2 separate regions of the Homo sapiens genome follow, and region 2 is linked to region 1. A link is a loop called in an ENCODE intact Hi-C map of the cell type or tissue named here. Cell type or tissue: gastrocnemius medialis. All regions are shown on one strand. Links, peaks and the distances in the headings refer to the core of each region. The heading gives the core; the rest is flanking DNA. Region 1 has its middle 19 kb from the start of COA7. Region 2 overlaps GPX7 (glutathione peroxidase 7).

Region 1 (7,565 bases), core at 1-2,500:
TAAGTCTGCCTTGAACCTCACTGGCTATAAGATTCAGGCTGTCCACCGTCTCTCGGGCCCCTTTTGTCAGAGGCAGCCCTCTAGGTTTGGTGGATTAGTGGTACAAACACCAGACTAAGAGTTGGGACCTTCCATTGCCTTCCTGAGGACACTCTCATGTGTCTCTTAGAAACACAAGATTTGATGCTCTCAAATCTTGATACAGAGTTTCACTCTTGTCTCCCAGGCTGGAGTGCAATGGTGTGATCTCCCCTCACTGCAACCTCCGCCTCCCAAGTTCAAGCGATTCTCCTGCCTCAGCCTCCCGAGTAGCTGCGATCACAGGCACCCACCACCGTGCCTGGCTAATTTTTGTATTTTTAGTAGAGATGAGGTTTTGCCATGTTGGCCAGGCTGGTCTCGAACTCCTGACCTCAGGTGATCCACCCACCTCAGCCTCCCAAAGTACTGGGATTACAGGCCTGAGCCACTGCGCCTGGCCTGCGACTTTTTTTTTATTCATTTATTTATTAGAGACAGGGTCTCACTTTGACACCTAGGCTGGAGTGCACTGGCACAACCTCGGCTCACTGCAGCCTTGAACTCCTGGATTCTAATGATTCTACTGATCCTCAGCCTCCCAAGTAGCCAGGACTACAAGTGCACACCACCATGCCTGGCTAATTTCAGTTTCTTTATTTGTTTTTTGTTTGTTTGTTTGGTTTTTGTTTTTTTGTAAAGATGAAGTCTCACTATGTTGCTCAGGCTGGTCTTGAACTCCTGGGCTCAAGCGATCCTCTTGCCTCAGACTCCCAGCTCCCAAAGTGCTGGGATTGCAGATGTGAGCCACTGCACCCTGCCTTCATTCCTTTAGAAGCTGATGGGATTTGTCTCCTCTGCCCAGGAGTCTTCTGAGGTCTTGAGAGTGCTCTTCTCTCCTCACAGAAGCAGGGTCACTGGCAGAGGGAGCCCAGGCTCCAACCCAGCTCTGCCGCATATTCACTGTGACTTTGGGTAAGTTCTCAGTATCTCTGAGCCCCAATTTCCTCACCTGTAAAATGGGTTCCATACTTAGACCTCCCTTACAGGATGTTCCCCACTTCAGGAGGCGCCCTGCACACAGTGGGCAGTTAATGAATGTTGCTGTTATTACACCACCCCAGGGCAGCTTCAAGGTCAAAGCTTGATGCCACTGATGTCTGGAGTCCACTGGGGCCTCCTGGAACCTGATCGGACACCGTCATCTTGGGGAGAGTAGGGTCAGCTGCTATTCTTGGAGCTGATGGAACCCAGCCGGGTTTCAAGTTCCCTCAGGGAGCCCTGGCCCAGGCAGCTTGGCTGGTCATGTGAGCAGTGAAGTCTGACCTCAGCAAGTTCTCCTGGACTCTCCGCATGGCCCCAGCTGGAGGGAACTTGGGCACAGAGCGTGCTACAGGGAGTCCATGTCCTCCTGCAGCTGACCTTAGCCTTTTAGCTCCTGTTCATCAGCATCTACTTGGTACCCAAAAGGTCCTCGGGTGCTGTTTGAGGGTCTCCCTGAGACTGCAAAGTGTTTCCAACATCAGGATGTGAGGCAGCCTTGAGTCATATGAAGAGGGTTTAGGAGACAAGCAGGACTAAGTTCTAATCCCGGCTGCAATACTCATTGGTCTGTGAGTCTTTCTGTAAGCCACTTTGGCTGAGCCTCAGTTTATTTGAAAAACAGTGAGAATGAAAGTTTCCTGAGATGATTAGAGCATCTGGTACAAAGTAGTTGCTCAATAAATGATCAAAATTTAGACTGTAATTTCCTAAATGATAAAGACTCTGTCAAATCCAGCCCTGCATCCCCAGCGCCCAACCTAGGGCCACCCAGCCTAGAGGAAGCCCTCAGTGTTGACCATATGAATAATGAATTATGGAGGGCACTGAATGGAAATGCCTTATCTGGCTCCCATCTTTCAGGTTTTGCATACTCACTCCACCCAAATCTCATATAGAGTTAGTCCCCTCTGCATCAGCCCTGACAGGCGAGCATCTCCTCTCTTCTTGCATATCCCTGTAATAGGAAGTTCACCTCCTCCCAGAGCTTCTCATTCTGCCAAGTAGAAAATGCTTTCTTCCACTCAGATGTCGATGAACTGAGTTCTGTCTCCTAGCAGCTTCCATCCATTGGGCCTAGTTCTGCTCTCTGGAGCTGTACAGAACAAGCCTAGTTCTGCTTCCGAAAGATAGCCCTCCAGTGAGCTATTACACAATTTAGAATGTGCCAGGCATCGAGCCAGGCACTGCACTTACTTTATCTCATTAAACCCTTTAACCCTTACACTAACCCTGAAAAGTAAACATTATCCTTACTCTAGAGATGAGGAAAATGAGGCTCATAGAGGAAACATAACACATTTGCAGAGAAATTATTTAAATCCAGATTCTTTTCCAAAACGCTACCTTTTCAATGCTCAGTTGATCTACTGGAAGATAGCATTTGTCTCTGAGAGTTTCCCTTCCCTTCCCTTTCCTTCAATAAAGATTTATTATGTATCTCATCTGTACCAGATCCTGAGCTAGGCACAGGGAATAGAAATGAGACATAATCTATTAGGACATAATCTATTGGGACAGGCACTTAACAGCCTGTCCCAAACCATGTGAAAAGGACAGAGACAGGCTGGGCATAGTAGTGCCATCATTTTGGGAGGCTGAGGCAGGTGGATCGCTTGAGTTCAGAAGTTTGAGACCAACCTGGGCAACATAGTGAGAACTTGTCTCTGTTTTTAAAAAATCAAATTAAGCCTGGACGAAGTGGCTCACGCCTGTAATCCCAGCACTTTGGGGGGCCAAGGCAGATGGATCACTTGAGGCCAGGAGTTCGAGACCAGCCTGGCCAACAGGCCAACATGGCAAAAGCCCATCTCTACTAAAAATACAAAAATTAGGCAGGATGCCAGGTGCCTGTAATCCCACCTACTTGGGGGGCTGAGGCAGGAGAATCGCTTGAACTTGAGAGGCAGAGGTTGCAGTGAGCCGAGATCATGCCATTGCACTCTAGCCTGGGCAACAGAGTGAGACTCTGTCTCAAAAAAAAAACAAAAACAAAAAAACCCACTAAATTTTAAAAAAGGAAAGAAAGAACTGAGAGAAGCACAAGGACTATCAGAAGACCACGGAACTTGAGGGTCCAGGATGACTTCCTGGAGGAGGTGACATGTGGGCTAAGTTTTAAAGGACTATTAGGAATTGTAAAGAGCTGAAGGTGTGGAGACCAGACTGCAGAGGGGTTGTAGTGACAAGCTAAGGAGCTGCGGCTTTACACCACTTGAGTGGGCTGCCCATTTTAGTATGAATAAGAATTTCCCGTGGTTTTCTTATTTAAAATCCAGATTTTCATTCCGTAGGTCTTGGTGGACCCAGACATCAGCAAAAGCTTGGCTGTAAGAAACAGCCTGGGTATTTTGTTGTTACTTTTTCTTTTAAAATATTTAATGGATAAACAAAAAGTGTATATATTCAAGGTATACAGTGTGATGATTTGATATACATTGTGTACTGATTACTATAGTCAAATTAATGAACGCATCCATCACCACTTAATTTCTCTCTGTGTGTGTGTGTGTGTGTGTGAGAGAGAGAGAGAGATAGGGATATTTTGGGGGTGGGGCAGGTGGTGCAGAGACCACAAGCAGTTCCCTGATGCAAAGATGCCTGAGTTAGGAATAAGATGGGGCTAAATATGGAGGCAGGGATCATCTCATGGGAGTGGGGAGACACACTGGGCAAAGAATTTTGGCCTTTCCCCTTTAGACAGTGGGGAGGCCTGATTTATAAACTGTAATACAATCACCATTCCTCAAGCCTGGGGAGGGGCACCAGCTGGGAATAGTTTCCACTCTGGGCCCCCAGCAGGTGCAAGTCTTCTCAGTGACTCTGTGCTCAGGCAGTGGAGAAGGGAAAAAGTAGGGGCAGCCCCCTACTTTTCCCCTGCCCCAGGCATGCCCCCTGCAGCTGTTTTGTGCCATCAGTACCCCTGGAGAGCCTCACCGTCAGCTCCCTGGATATTCAAAGAATGGCAGCAAAGGCAGGCTGTTTTAAAAGCTAGACTCCCTCACAAGGTAACAATACCACTCAGAAAAAAGACAATTATCTAATTGTAAGATTTCATTCCACAAAAGTCTTTTTAAATCAGCATTTATCATTCTACGATAAGAGTTACTATTTACTCCTCCTAACAACCCTACTAGAAGACATTGTTATCCCCACCTGAGAGGTGACAAAATCCGAAAAGAGGGTAGAGTAACTTGTCTAAGGTCACACAGCCAATAAAAAGCAAAACTCAGGTCAGAACCCAGGCTAAGACCTTTAGACCTAAGAACTGAAAATAGTCTGGTACACCCCGCCCCCACCAACCCTAATATAGAATTCACAATAAAAGAGATCTAAACTGCAAAATGAACATAAAGAACCCAAAAAAGTCTTCATTCCCCCCACAAAGTGATTACTTGATGCTTTAAAAGAAATGTAGGCCAAGAGCGGTGGCTCACGCCTGTAATCCCAGCACTTTGGGAGGCTGAGGCAGGCAGATCACGAGGTCAGGAGATCGAGACCATCCTGGCTAACACGGTGAAACCCCATCTCCACTAAAAAAAAATACAAAAAATTAGCCAGGCATGGTAGCGGGAGCCTGTAGTCCCAGCTACTCGGGAGGCTGAGGCAGGAGAATGGGAGGCGGAGCTTGCAGCTTGCAGTGAGCCAAGATCGAGCCACTGCACTCCAGCCTGGGTGACAGAGCGAGACTCTGTCTCAAAAAAAAAAAAAAAAAGGAATATAACATTACTATTTTTAAATGTATATATTTCTCATTCTTTGTTAGGTGTCCTAAATATACATGCGTATTCTGCCTTTGACTAATCCAGAATTGTCCACATCTGTAGGATCTGAAGTCTAGGCATTTTCCCTCTGCCACGCTGCCCTTCATACAATTTTTCAAGCAACTTCATAAAACAAATAAAAATGCTATTTATTTATAAAACTTAAAAAATCACCCAACAGTTCAGAGTTCTTGTCCCCATCCCCACACCACAGGCTCCAAATCAATATGAATAGCTCCACTGTCCACCTAGATGCCCAAGCTAAACCTGTTTTGGTTTATATTTTTCAACCTCATGCTCAACCCCACCTTCTTCCCACCCCCGCATGGCTCAATTTTGCTTATTCAGCTGTCTGGCCTCTCACCTGTGCTCCCTTCCTTGCTTGACAGGCCTTAGCTCAGGCCCCACCATGTCTCACCTTGACATCTGCAGCCATCTCCTCATTGGTCTTCCTGCCTCCAGTCTTTCCCCCGTGATTCATTTTCTGCACTGGGGATGATCTTTCTAATTTCCAAACCTGATCAAAACCCTTTCGTGACTCTGCATTACCCACAAGATAAAAGCCAAATCTCTATACCCTCAGGTTTTCCCTTCCCTCTCTGGGACTCTTCCTTTCCTTCCTCACAGTACTGAGCACCATACTGTCAGATTTTAGTGAGAGCATTGGCCGGGCAGAGCGGTTCACGCCTGTAATCCCAGCACTTTGGGAGGGAGAGGCAGGCAGATCATCTGAGGTTGGAAGTTCAAGACCAGCCTGGCCAACATAGTGAAATGGTGAAACCCATCTCTACTAAAAAATACAAAAATTAGCTGGGCGTGGTGGCCTGTAATCCCAGCTACTCAGGAGCCTGAGGCAGGAGAATCTCTCAAACCCGGGAGGCAGAGGTTGCAGTGAGCCAAGATCGCACCACTGCACTCCAGCCTGGGCAACAGAGTGAGACTGTGTCTCAAAAAAAAAAAAAAAGATTTTAGTGAGAACACAAACCGCCAGAGTCAATTATGAACCGTCTTTCCCATTAGACAGACCATCAGGCCAGCTCTGAATGTCCTGTATCCAGCCCAAGCCTAGCATGGAGGAAAAACGTAGGAAATAGTTGTTAATGATGATCCAATGCCTGCTGGCTAGAAGACACAGTAATGATACTGCTTGCTGTGACCAGAGTCTGAAAAGCGATTTTCAAACCTTGCCTCAAAGGCTGCATTAAAGTGAGAAACTTATCCATGCTGGCTCTTACCAACCTACTGCTTCCCACAGTAGCCTGGGTATGAAATGGCCTTGGACCATTCTGAACAGTAAATTATTATTCTTTGCATTTTAATAACTTTAGGGAAATATAACATTTTGACACAGTTAATGCTCACTCTATTGTTCCCTGCCCCACTAAGTATGTGACTCAGGAAGGCAAGTACCAGAAGTCCCAGGTAGGAACTCGTCCATAAAAAAAAAAAAAAAGGCTGGGTGTAGTGGCTCACGCCTGTAATCCCAGCACTTTGGGAGGCCGAGACAGGTGGATCATCTGAGGTCGGGAGTTCGAGACCAGCCTGGCCAACATGGAGAAACCCTGTCTCTACTAAAAATACAAAATTAGCCGGGTGTGGTAGCACATGCCTGTAATCCCAGCTACTCAGGAGGCTGAGGCAGGAGAATTGCTTGCACCCGGGAGGCGGAGGTTGCGGTGAGCTGAGATCATGCCATTGCACTCCAGCCTGGGCAACAAGAGTGAAGTTCCATCTCAAAAAAAAAATCCAGTACATCTGCCACCCAAAAATCAAACTTAGTTCTTCAAAATTACAAAACCCAGTGGGGCAAGTGGCTCATGTCTGTAATCCTAGCATGTTGGGAGGCTGAGGCAGGAGGATCGCTTGAGCCCAGGAGTTTGAGACCAGCCTGGGCAACACAGCGAGACCCCATATCTACAAAAAACATGAAAACTAACTGGGCATGGTGTCACGCACATGTAGTCCCTAGCTACTTGGGAGACTGAGGTAGGAGGATCACCTGAGCCCAGGAGGTTGAGGCTGCAGTGAGCTATGATTGCACCACTGCACTCCAGCCTAGGTGACACAGAGAGACCCTATCTCAAAAAGAAAAAAAAAAATTACAAAACCTGTTAGTTGAAAAGATATGATTCTTGGCAGGGCACAGTGGCTCATGCCTGTAATCCTAGCACTTTGGGAGGCCAAGGTGGGTGGATCAGCTGAGGTCAGGAGTTAGAGACCAGCCTGATCAACATGGTGAAACCCCATTTCTACTAAAAATACAAAAAATAGCCGGCTGTGGTGGCGCTCGCCTGTAGTCCCAGCTACTCAAGAGGCTGAGGCTGGGGAATCACTTGAACCTGGGAGGTGGAGGTTGCAGTGAGCTGAGATCACGTCACTGCACTCCAGCCTGGGTGACACCATCTCAAAAAAAAAAAAAAAAAAAAAAAGATATGATTCTTTAAAAAAATGGTTAAATAGTGAGAACGCTATTGTGCCAAAGAATGCCCATAGGTGATAAAAGAATAGTGAGGGGTGATGGTTTCTTCTGTTTCAAATTGCATTTTATGAGAACATACTAATTTTATAATAAAAAAACTTCAAACCTTGCATTTTTAAAAAGTCAATATGTTTTTTTTTTAAATTGTGGTAAAACATAAAATTTACCATGTTAACCTCTTTTTTTTTTTTTTTTTTTTTTTTTTTTGAGATGGAGTCTCACTCTGTTGCCTAGGCTGGAGTGAAGTGGTGCAATCTCAGCTC
Region 2 (9,526 bases), core at 1-2,500, 73 kb before region 1:
CCCACTTCGCTACCGGCACCTTTGGGCAGCGGGGTCCAGACCTTCGCCGGGAGGCCGGGCACCACTGCCCAGCCTTTGCCATTCACGGGTGAAAAAAGTAACCGTAGCATCGTGCGGCCTTTCCCTCTCCCGTCCTCATTTTCTGCATCTGGAACGGGGAGTGGCTGATTCGGAGTCCAGTGAAGAACACTGTGGAGATCAATGTGCAGGGCAGAGAGAGAGTTATTTCAGATGCACGGAGACCTCACACGGATCATCCCTGGGAGAGGGCACAAAGGCCCAGAGAGGGCAGGCATTCGCACAAGGTCACACTACACTAGAAAGACGGGGCCTGGAAGAGAACCCCACCGCCACATCCGGGGTCCTCTCTAGGCCAAGTCCTTAGATGGCAGCTCAGGGGCACACATAAGAGTCATCCAGGCTAATTGCCCCCTCATTACCAAGAGGGAATCTAAGCTCAGAGAAGACTTCGGAGAGGAAGGGTATCTGGGTTGAGTCTTTGAATACGAGTGGATTTTAGCAAGACTAAGAAGCAAACAGCAAGAAGGGGGTGGGGGGGCGCGGGGCCAGGAGTTCCAGCTGTTGTGCTTCAAAGAGTCTAAAGCTGGAGGCTACGAGTGGTGGAAGATGAGGCTGAAACGACTGGCAAGGGAGCAGGCGGGACCTTGAACACTACATTGAGAGGCCTGCATGTCACATTATGTGCAGTGAAGAACTCCCAGAGTGGACCTCTTCAGGATGGACCTGGGGACTGGTGTGAAATGGCTGGGGAGTTGAAATCTAATGAACAGGTGGGCCAGCGTCCAGTTTTGGATGAACCACACAAAAATAGATGTCAACATTTTTCTCCTGGGAGCAACACCATCTTTAGTGAAGACCAGTACTCTATAAGCCTTGAAATTTTCGATTATGCTGGGAGTCTTGGGGACAGTAATCCCTGCTTGATTGTCCCCCAGAGTGTCGTGAGTTTCAAATCAGATGAAGGCGTGGATGCACTTAGTAAACTGTAGAGTGCTTTGCACCTGTGTTTGGTGGATCCCAGCAGGAACTTCATTTAGAACTCTGGGCAAAGAACCAAGAACAGGGCCCGCTCCAATTCAGGCCTCCTGTTCTCTCTAGGGCAGCTCACCAGAGAGCCCCAGGTTTAGCGTCTGACCAGCTCTGCTACTTATTAATTCGTTGTTCATTATTGAACACCTACTGTATACTAACTAGATACTAGGTCAGGCCCTGGGGATACAGTGGTGAACAAAACAGATACATTTCCACTAAATGGAGCTTACATGGGGTAAGGAGAAGAAAGACAATAAACAAGGAACTGAGAAATGCACGAGGTAATTCCTAGTAGTAGTAAGTGCTAAGACAAAAATAGAACAAGGTCACACAGCTAGTAAGACAGTAAGAATTTGAACCCAGACAGTCCAGCTCCAGAGTCTATGCTCTTAGTTGCCAAGTTCAGCAGTAAACCAGGGAACAGGGAGTCCAGAAAAGCTGTAATTGGTGCTGAGTTAACCCAGGCTAGGCTTGCTGCTTGGGCAATATGCTCATTCCTTCACCTGCAAACATTTACTGGCTCCTACTACATGTCTGACACTGGGTCCAGCTCTGATGACATAGTCATGAGCAAGATTGACATGGTTGATGCCCTCAGGCTAATTGGGACCATAGTCATTTAGACCAGTATGGATGAATGGGTGACCACTTGGGAATGTGTGGGGTTATGTGTAGTGTGTGCCTTTGTGAATGGTTTACTTCTTCTGTGTACAAATCTGAGTCTGTGTCTGTGCTTGTATATGTACATATGTAAATTAACTGTGTGTACTTGGGTGTGTCTGTCTGTGTTTTGGTTTCTAAGGACCAAGCTTTTTGGTTTCAGGGATGGAACTAGAAGCCAGATTTTCCCCCTTCCAAAAGAGCGGGCAGACATGCAAGTTGTGAGTTAAAAATAAGCAAGCTTTGGCCGGACGCAGTGGCTCACGCCTGTAATCCCAGCACTTCAGGAGGCTGAGGCGGGTGGATCACAAGGTGAGGAGTTCGAGGCTAGCCTGGCCAACATGGTGAAACTCCGTCTGTACTTAAAAAATACAAAAATTAGCTGGGCATGGTGGCGTGTGCCTGTAATCCCAGCTACTCAGGAGGCTGAGGCAGGAGAATTGCTTGAACCCGGGAGGTGGAGGTTGCAGTGAGCCAAGATCGCGCCACTGCACTCCAGCCTTGGTAACAGAGCAAGACTCTGTCTTTAAAAAAAAAAAAAAAAAAAAAAAAGCTTTAATGTTCTCATTGCCCAGGGATCCAGCAGGGGGAAAAAAAGGAAGAACCCTAACTGAGGAAGGGAGTTAACAGTCCCAGTTTCTCACCATTCCAGGCACAGTATGGTGTATGCTGACCTCAAATTGAGGAGGTTGTTCTAATAGCCAGTGGCCCCAGGCATGGGTCCTTTCTCACCTGGTGGAGGTAGGGTACAGGAGGTACAGCTCAGTGGTTCAATCATCTAGCCCAGTAGTTCTCAACTAGGAGTGATTATTCCCTTTAGGGCACAATTGGCAATGTCTGGAGACATTGTTGATTGTCAAGACTGGGCATCTAGTGGGTAGAGGCCAGGGATGCTGCCAAACATCTGATAATAAATAAACAGGACATCCCCCCGACAACAAAGAATTATCTGACCCAAATGTCAATTATGGAGGATAGGGCTAGGCTGCCTAGGCACCGGCTAGGGTTTTAAATCCATTAATAATATATACCTAGAAGCTAAAAACATAGCATTTGAGCCAAAATTCTAATCAAAGTCTTATAATCAAGTTCCATTAGCCAGCTTTGTATTTATTGCCTAAAGGCTTTAATAAATTTAAGGATTAGTCTAATGATAAAAGAAAGTGGTAGGCTGGGCATGGTGGTTCATGACTGTAATCCTAGCACTTTGAGAGGCTTAGCTGGTAGGATTGCCTGAGGCTAAGAGTTTTTGAGTCCAGCCTGGACAACATGGCGAGAACTGTCTCTACCAAAAGTAAAAATTAAAAAATTAGCCAGGTGTGATGGCACGTGCCTGTAGTCCTAGCTATTTGAGAGGCTGAGGTGGGAGGATCACTTCAGCTCAGAAGTTTGAGACTGCAAACGGTTGGGGGGATGTCCTGTTATGATTATGCCATTGCTCCAGCAGCAACAACAACAAAAGTGGTGTTAGTTCTCTGGAGAGGAGGGGGACAAAAAGGTGATTGCCCTGGAGTTATGAGGGTTCTTTTCTCAAGAAAACCTGTGTCTATGTTCCCATGCAGGCGTTTGTGTTTGTGTGCACACTTACTCATTCATCTGAAACTTACTGAGACTTTTTCATATGCCAGGCCCAGAGATGAAGTGGACATAGCTCCTGCCCTCAGTAGGTTCACATTCTAGAAGGGAGACTGACACAGTGCAGAGTGGCGAGTGCTAGCTGACTGAGCCAAAAATTGAGCCCAGGTCTCCCTTTGTACCCCCTCTTATCAGTTCTCAGTATGTGCTCACCAGTATGTGTGCCCCAGTCTGTGGATGTGCTGTGTGTGTGGGCATGTGTGGTGTTTGCTAACATGTTTGTATCGTGGTGCATGTGCATACCTATTTATGTATGTTGTATACTTATGTTCACAGATGTTCATGTATGTGTGCACACATCTGTAAGCTCCTGAATGTTTGATTTCATATGTGCCTGTCTGTGTGCATGTGTTTGTGTATGTGTGAGAGCACTGGACACACATTTACATATGTGTACACAGTGTTCTTGTATGTGTGAGGCAGTATTAACTGTTGAGGGAGTCACATATGTGGATGTGTCAGGGCATGTACAGGTTCATGCCTCTTCACTGGCTTGTCTGGGCTTTGTTTTGTTTTGTTTCTGTCATACAGGTGTCCCTGGTGGTGAATGTGGCCAGCGAGTGCGGCTTCACAGACCAGCACTACCGAGCCCTGCAGCAGCTGCAGCGAGACCTGGGCCCCCACCACTTTAACGTGCTCGCCTTCCCCTGCAACCAGTTTGGCCAACAGGAGCCTGACAGCAACAAGGAGATTGAGAGCTTTGCCCGCCGCACCTACAGTGTCTCATTCCCCATGTTTAGCAAGATTGCAGTCACCGGTACTGGTGCCCATCCTGCCTTCAAGTACCTGGCCCGTAAGTCCTGGTCTCTTCATCCCCTCACACCTCCCTTAGCTGGCTGAGGCCATGGCTCCCTGGGCAGCAGAAGCCACTGGCTGGTTGGGTGACCTGGGGCCCCTTCCCCTTCCTGATCATCTCAGGTGGACTGATGCTTTGTTCCAGCACTAATCTTTGAGGAGAGTGGAGGCAGGTAGAAGCTGAGGGGTATTCCTGCCTAAGAATATCTCCATACCTGCTGCCTCTCACTTGTCCCTCAGAAGTCACTCTTTTGGACTTTTCTGGGATCCTGTTTTCACATTCAGGGGCTCCTAGAAGGAGACATTTAAGTCAGTGTGAACTAGATGAGTTTATGGACATATGATGGAGAAACCAAGGCATAGACAGGGGAGGCCACCTGCTTGGAGAAAGCTGACCAAGATAGTAGACAGGCATCTTCACCCTGAGTCAGTGGCGGAGTCTGTAGGCCATGGAGGGAGACCTTCTAAGCTAAAATACCAGATCTTAGTATTTGAGAACAAGATCCCTTCTCCAGCTGCAGAAGCCTCAGAGCCACAGAATGGGCTCATGGGCTAAGCTTGCCATTCTGACCATTTCTTCCCTCAGGCCTTCTCCTCTGGAGGCCCCATTTTTGCCTTTTCTGATTCCGTGCTTCTGGTGGCCTTTGTATCCCTTGCCACCACCCCACCCTGCAACCCATTCACCTGGAGGAGTAAATGAGAAGCAAGAGTGCAGCAAACAAAAGGTCCCTTACTGCGGCAGGTTTGTGTTTTGCTCTGTGGCTCAGTCCTAATGTTGATTTTTTTCTCTGTGTTCTTTTATTAGTTCCTTCCCAGTTCTCACAGTTATAGATCAAACCCGGCCTTGCTTTTAGAAGCACCTGGGGAGCTCTTAAAAATGCACAAGGCTGAGACCTACTGAAGCAGGGCCCAAGAATCTTTATTTTAAGCACTCCCCTGACCCCCAGTGATTCTGATGAAACCAGTCCATGGACTAACATTTGGAAACCATTAAAACTGAACTAGAGAATAGGGTGTAGACTATTCAGTAGTTCGAAGTCATTAATAAAGGAGGATTTGATACCACTTTATCAAGCACGTCACAGAATCCTACAGCAGTCGTTCTCAACCTCGGCCCCACTTTGGAATCTCCCAGGGGGCTTTTGAAAAATGCTGATGCCTGAGCCTCACCCTCAGAGATTCTGGTTGGAGTGGTCTGGGGTGTGGACTGGGCATCAGGATTAGCTGCCACCAGGGAAAGATGGACACTGAGAGTGAAGTCCCAGGAGAGGGTACGCAGGGTAGCACGCTTTGCTCTCCTTCCTTTTTCTCTAGAGACTTCTGGGAAGGAGCCCACCTGGAACTTCTGGAAGTACCTAGTAGCCCCAGATGGAAAGGTGGTAGGGGCTTGGGACCCAACTGTGTCAGTGGAGGAGGTCAGACCCCAGATCACAGCGCTCGTGAGGAAGCTCATCCTACTGAAGCGAGAAGACTTATAACCACCGCGTCTCCTCCTCCACCACCTCATCCCGCCCACCTGTGTGGGGCTGACCAATGCAAACTCAAATGGTGCTTCAAAGGGAGAGACCCACTGACTCTCCTTCCTTTACTCTTATGCCATTGGTCCCATCATTCTTGTGGGGGAAAAATTCTAGTATTTTGATTATTTGAATCTTACAGCAACAAATAGGAACTCCTGGCCAATGAGAGCTCTTGACCAGTGAATCACCAGCCGATACGAACGTCTTGCCAACAAAAATGTGTGGCAAATAGAAGTATATCAAGCAATAATCTCCCACCCAAGGCTTCTGTAAACTGGGACCAATGATTACCTCATAGGGCTGTTGTGAGGATTAGGATGAAATACCTGTGAAAGTGCCTAGGCAGTGCCAGCCAAATAGGAGGCATTCAATGAACATTTTTTGCATATAAACCAAAAAATAACTTGTTATCAATAAAAACTTGCATCCAACATGAATTTCCAGCCGATGATAATCCAGGCCAAAGGTTTAGTTGTTGTTATTTCCTCTGTATTATTTTCTTCATTACAAAAGAAATGCAAGTTCATTGTAACAATCCAAACAATACCTCACGATATAAAATAAAAATGAAAGTATCCTCCTCATTTTCCATAGTCTCCCTCCCTAGAGGTAAACAGTGTTAGCAGTTTGGTACAAAGGCTGCCAGGCCTTTGGTTAAGCCAATCATTATTGCCCAATAAGAACTCAGTGACCGGGCACGGTAGCTCACGCCTGTCATCCCAGCACTTTGGGAGGCCAACGTAGGTGGATCACCTGAGGTCAAGAGTTTGAGACCAGCCTGGCCAACATGGTGAAAACCCATCTCTACTAAAAATACAAAAATTAGGCTGGGCGCGGTGGCTCACGCTTGTAATCCCAGCACTTTGGGAGGCCAAGGCGGGCGGATCACGAGGTCAGGAGATCGAGACCAACCTCGCTAATACGGTGAAACCCCGTCTCTACTAAAAATACAAAAAATTAGCCGGGCGTGGTGGCGGGCGCTTGTAGTCCCAGCTACTCTGGAGGCTGAGGCAGGAGAATGGTGTGAACCCGGGAGGCGGAGCTTGCAGTGAGCAGAGATCGTGCCACTGCACTCCAGCCTGTGCACTCTAGCCTGGGCGACAGAGCAAGACTCCGTCTCAATAATAATAATAATAATAAAAATAAAAAAATAAAAATACAAAAATTAGCCTGGCATGACCGGGCACAGTGGCTCATGCCTGTAATCCCAGCACTTTGGGAGGCTGAGGCGGGTGGATCACCTGAGGTCAGGAGTTTGAGACCAGCCTGGCCAACATGGTGAAACCCCGTCTCTACAAAAATATAAAAATTAGTCGGGCATGATGGCAGGTGCCTGTAATCCCAGCTACTCTGGAGGCTGAGGCAGGAGAATCGCTTGAATCCGGGAGGCAGAGGTTGCTGTGAGCGGAGATAACGCCACTGCATTCTAGCCTGGGCAGCAGAGAGAGACTCTGTCTCAAAAAAAAAAAAAATTCACTGAGTAATCCACTAGCCAAAAGTACACCTCAATAACAAATAGGCAAAGGAGATGAATAGATAGTTCACGGAAGACTATAGATGCGTAATAAGGATACAAAAAGATGTCCAGCCTCATTGAAGTTGGAAAGTTTTTTGTTTGTTTGTTTTGTTTTTGTGATGGAGTCTAGCTCTGTCACCCAGGCTGGAGTGCAGTGGCACAGTCTCGGCTCACTGCAAGCTCTGCCTCCCAAGTTCACGCCATTCTGCCTCAGCCTCCCGAGTAGCTGGGACTACAGGCGCCCACCACCACGCTCAGCTAATTTTTTTTTTTTTGTATTTTTAGTAGAGGCGGGGTTTCATCATGTTAGCCAGGATGGTCTCAATCTCCTGACCCAGTGATCCGCCCGCCTCGGCCTCCCAAAGTGCTGGGATTACAGGCGTGAGCCACTATTCCCGGCCGAAAGATATTTTTTTAATGATAATACCCCTGGTTGGCAGGGATGTGAGGAAATGGGCATTCACATAAACTGTGGTACGATAAACTGGCACAAGTGTTTGGAGGGTGATTTGGCAATATCTTTTAAAACAAAATGCTCATACCTTTTGTTTTTGCTTTTTGTTTTGAGACAGGGTCACACTCTGTTGCCCAGGCTGAAGAAGAGTGGCTCGATCGTAGCTTACTGCATCCTTAGCCTCCTGAGTAACTAGGACTGCAGGCACACGCCACCATGCAACATAGTGGGACCCCACCTCTACAAAAAAATATTAGCTGGCCATGGCAGTGCATGCCTGTAGTCCCAGCTATCAGGAGGCTGAGGTGAGAGAATTGCTAGAGCCTGGGAGGTCAAGGCTGCAGCGAACCGTAACCATGCCACTGCACTCAGCCTGGGTGACAGAGGAGACCTTGCCTCAAATTATAAACTAATATGGTTATTAAAATGAATGAATGAAGTCTCCATATGCTACCATAGAAAGTTGTCCAAAAGTGAAAAAATGATAAGTTGTAAAACAGAATGAACACATTCACATACCCAGAAAAACCAGTATGAACAAGTGTAATGTTTTTATTAAAAATGTACAATGTTGCTGGGTGCATTAGGTGGCTCACGCCTGTAATCCCAGCACTTTGGGAGGCAGAGGTGGGAGGATTGCTTGAGCCCAGGAGTTCAAGACCAGTCTGGGCAACATGGCAAGACCGTGTCTCTGCAAAAAAATTTAAAAATTAGCCAGGCGTGGTCACTCACACCTGTAGTCCCAGCTACTCAGGAGGCTGAGGCAGGAGGATTGTTTGAGCCCAGGAGGTTGAGGCTGCAGTGAGCCGTGTTTGCGCCACTGTACTCCAGCCTGGGCAATGGGAGTGGACCCTGTCCCAAATTTTTAAAAAATTTACAATGTTAAGTGGGAGGGAAAGAGAGAGGGAAAAATATAGACCAAACTCTTAATGGTGGTTGTCTGCGAGGGGCTGAGGTAGGATAACAGGAGTCATTTTCATTAAGTTTCTGTAATGTTTGAATTTTGTATGTCAAATCCATATTTCACCTTTATATAAATGTGGAAAGGTGGCTAAAAATTGGGGTGCAGCCTGGGAAACACAGTGAGACTTCATCTCTACAAAAAATCAAAAAATTAGCCAGGTGTGATGGTGCACACCTATAGTCCCAGCTACTCAGGAGGCTGAGTGAGGAGAGTCACTGGAGCCTGGGAGTTTGAGGCTGCAGTGAGCTATGATCACGCCACTGCACTCCAACCTGAGCAACAGACCAAAATACTATAAAAAAAATGGGGTGATGGGCAGAGTCACTGGTAGATAATTCATTGGCCAATAAGAATTTCAGGTGTACTTTATCTAAGGTCACTCTTCTAGAAGTCTGGAGACTCAGATTCAAGTTCCTGTTGTGCCCCTGACTCACAGCAAATTCTTCCCTCTCTCCTGTCCTCCGTTTTCTCACTGGACAATGAAAGGGTTAAACCGTGCTTAGGATTTTCACAGTCTCCCTTCATGGTGCTTCTCAAAAGCTAACAAAAGTAAAGTGAAGGCTGTCCATGGGGTGACCACAGCCCCTCCTATGGTGGCCTCTCAGCTGCCCTTACACACCCTCCTCTTAGCTGCAGCTCTGCATGTACTTGTGTGCATGCACACACACACAGTGAAGCCCAGCTTGCACACATGTTCACACTGGACATCTGGGAACCACAGTCTCCTGCAGCTACCTTCCTCCCTCCATACCCACTGTCTCCACCACCCGTATGTATGCCTCCCCTCACTGTGCCCACCAAGGCCATCACTTAGTGCCTTATCGTTAAAGCCAATGAATATCTCTCACCTTGTCTTCCTTGACCTCTCAGCTGCATGTGACACTGCAGACTCTGCTCTTCTCCCTGGCACTTGCTCGGTCCTTGGCGTT

What was found. Peaks named below come from ENCODE experiments on the same cell type or tissue, not always from the same donor. Only the 100,000 strongest peaks of a DNase experiment are listed, where the experiment ranks them.
Region 2: it touches region 1 in a loop (8-fold over the local background); 12 of 110 quality-filtered maps call a loop at or near these places.

Annotation. Positions count from the first base shown.
Region 1 is chr1:52,675,394-52,682,958 of GRCh38, forward strand. No RefSeq gene overlaps it. Among named protein-coding and RNA genes, the nearest start is that of COA7, 19 kb to the right of the region's middle. In gastrocnemius medialis, for the core only: no CTCF peak of the experiment used is centred there; a DNase peak (open chromatin) is centred at 1,288; H3K27ac peaks cover 2,500 bases.
Region 2 is chr1:52,602,805-52,612,330 of GRCh38, forward strand. It overlaps GPX7 (glutathione peroxidase 7), which reads left to right. Exons shown (of 3, transcript NM_015696.5): 2 at 3,880-4,141; 3 at 5,458-6,247. The coding sequence ends at 5,621. Among named protein-coding and RNA genes, the nearest start is that of GPX7, 5.2 kb to the left of the region's middle. In gastrocnemius medialis, for the core only: no CTCF peak of the experiment used is centred there; DNase peaks (open chromatin) are centred at 1,077 and 1,527; H3K4me3 peaks cover 719 bases; H3K27ac peaks cover 2,500 bases.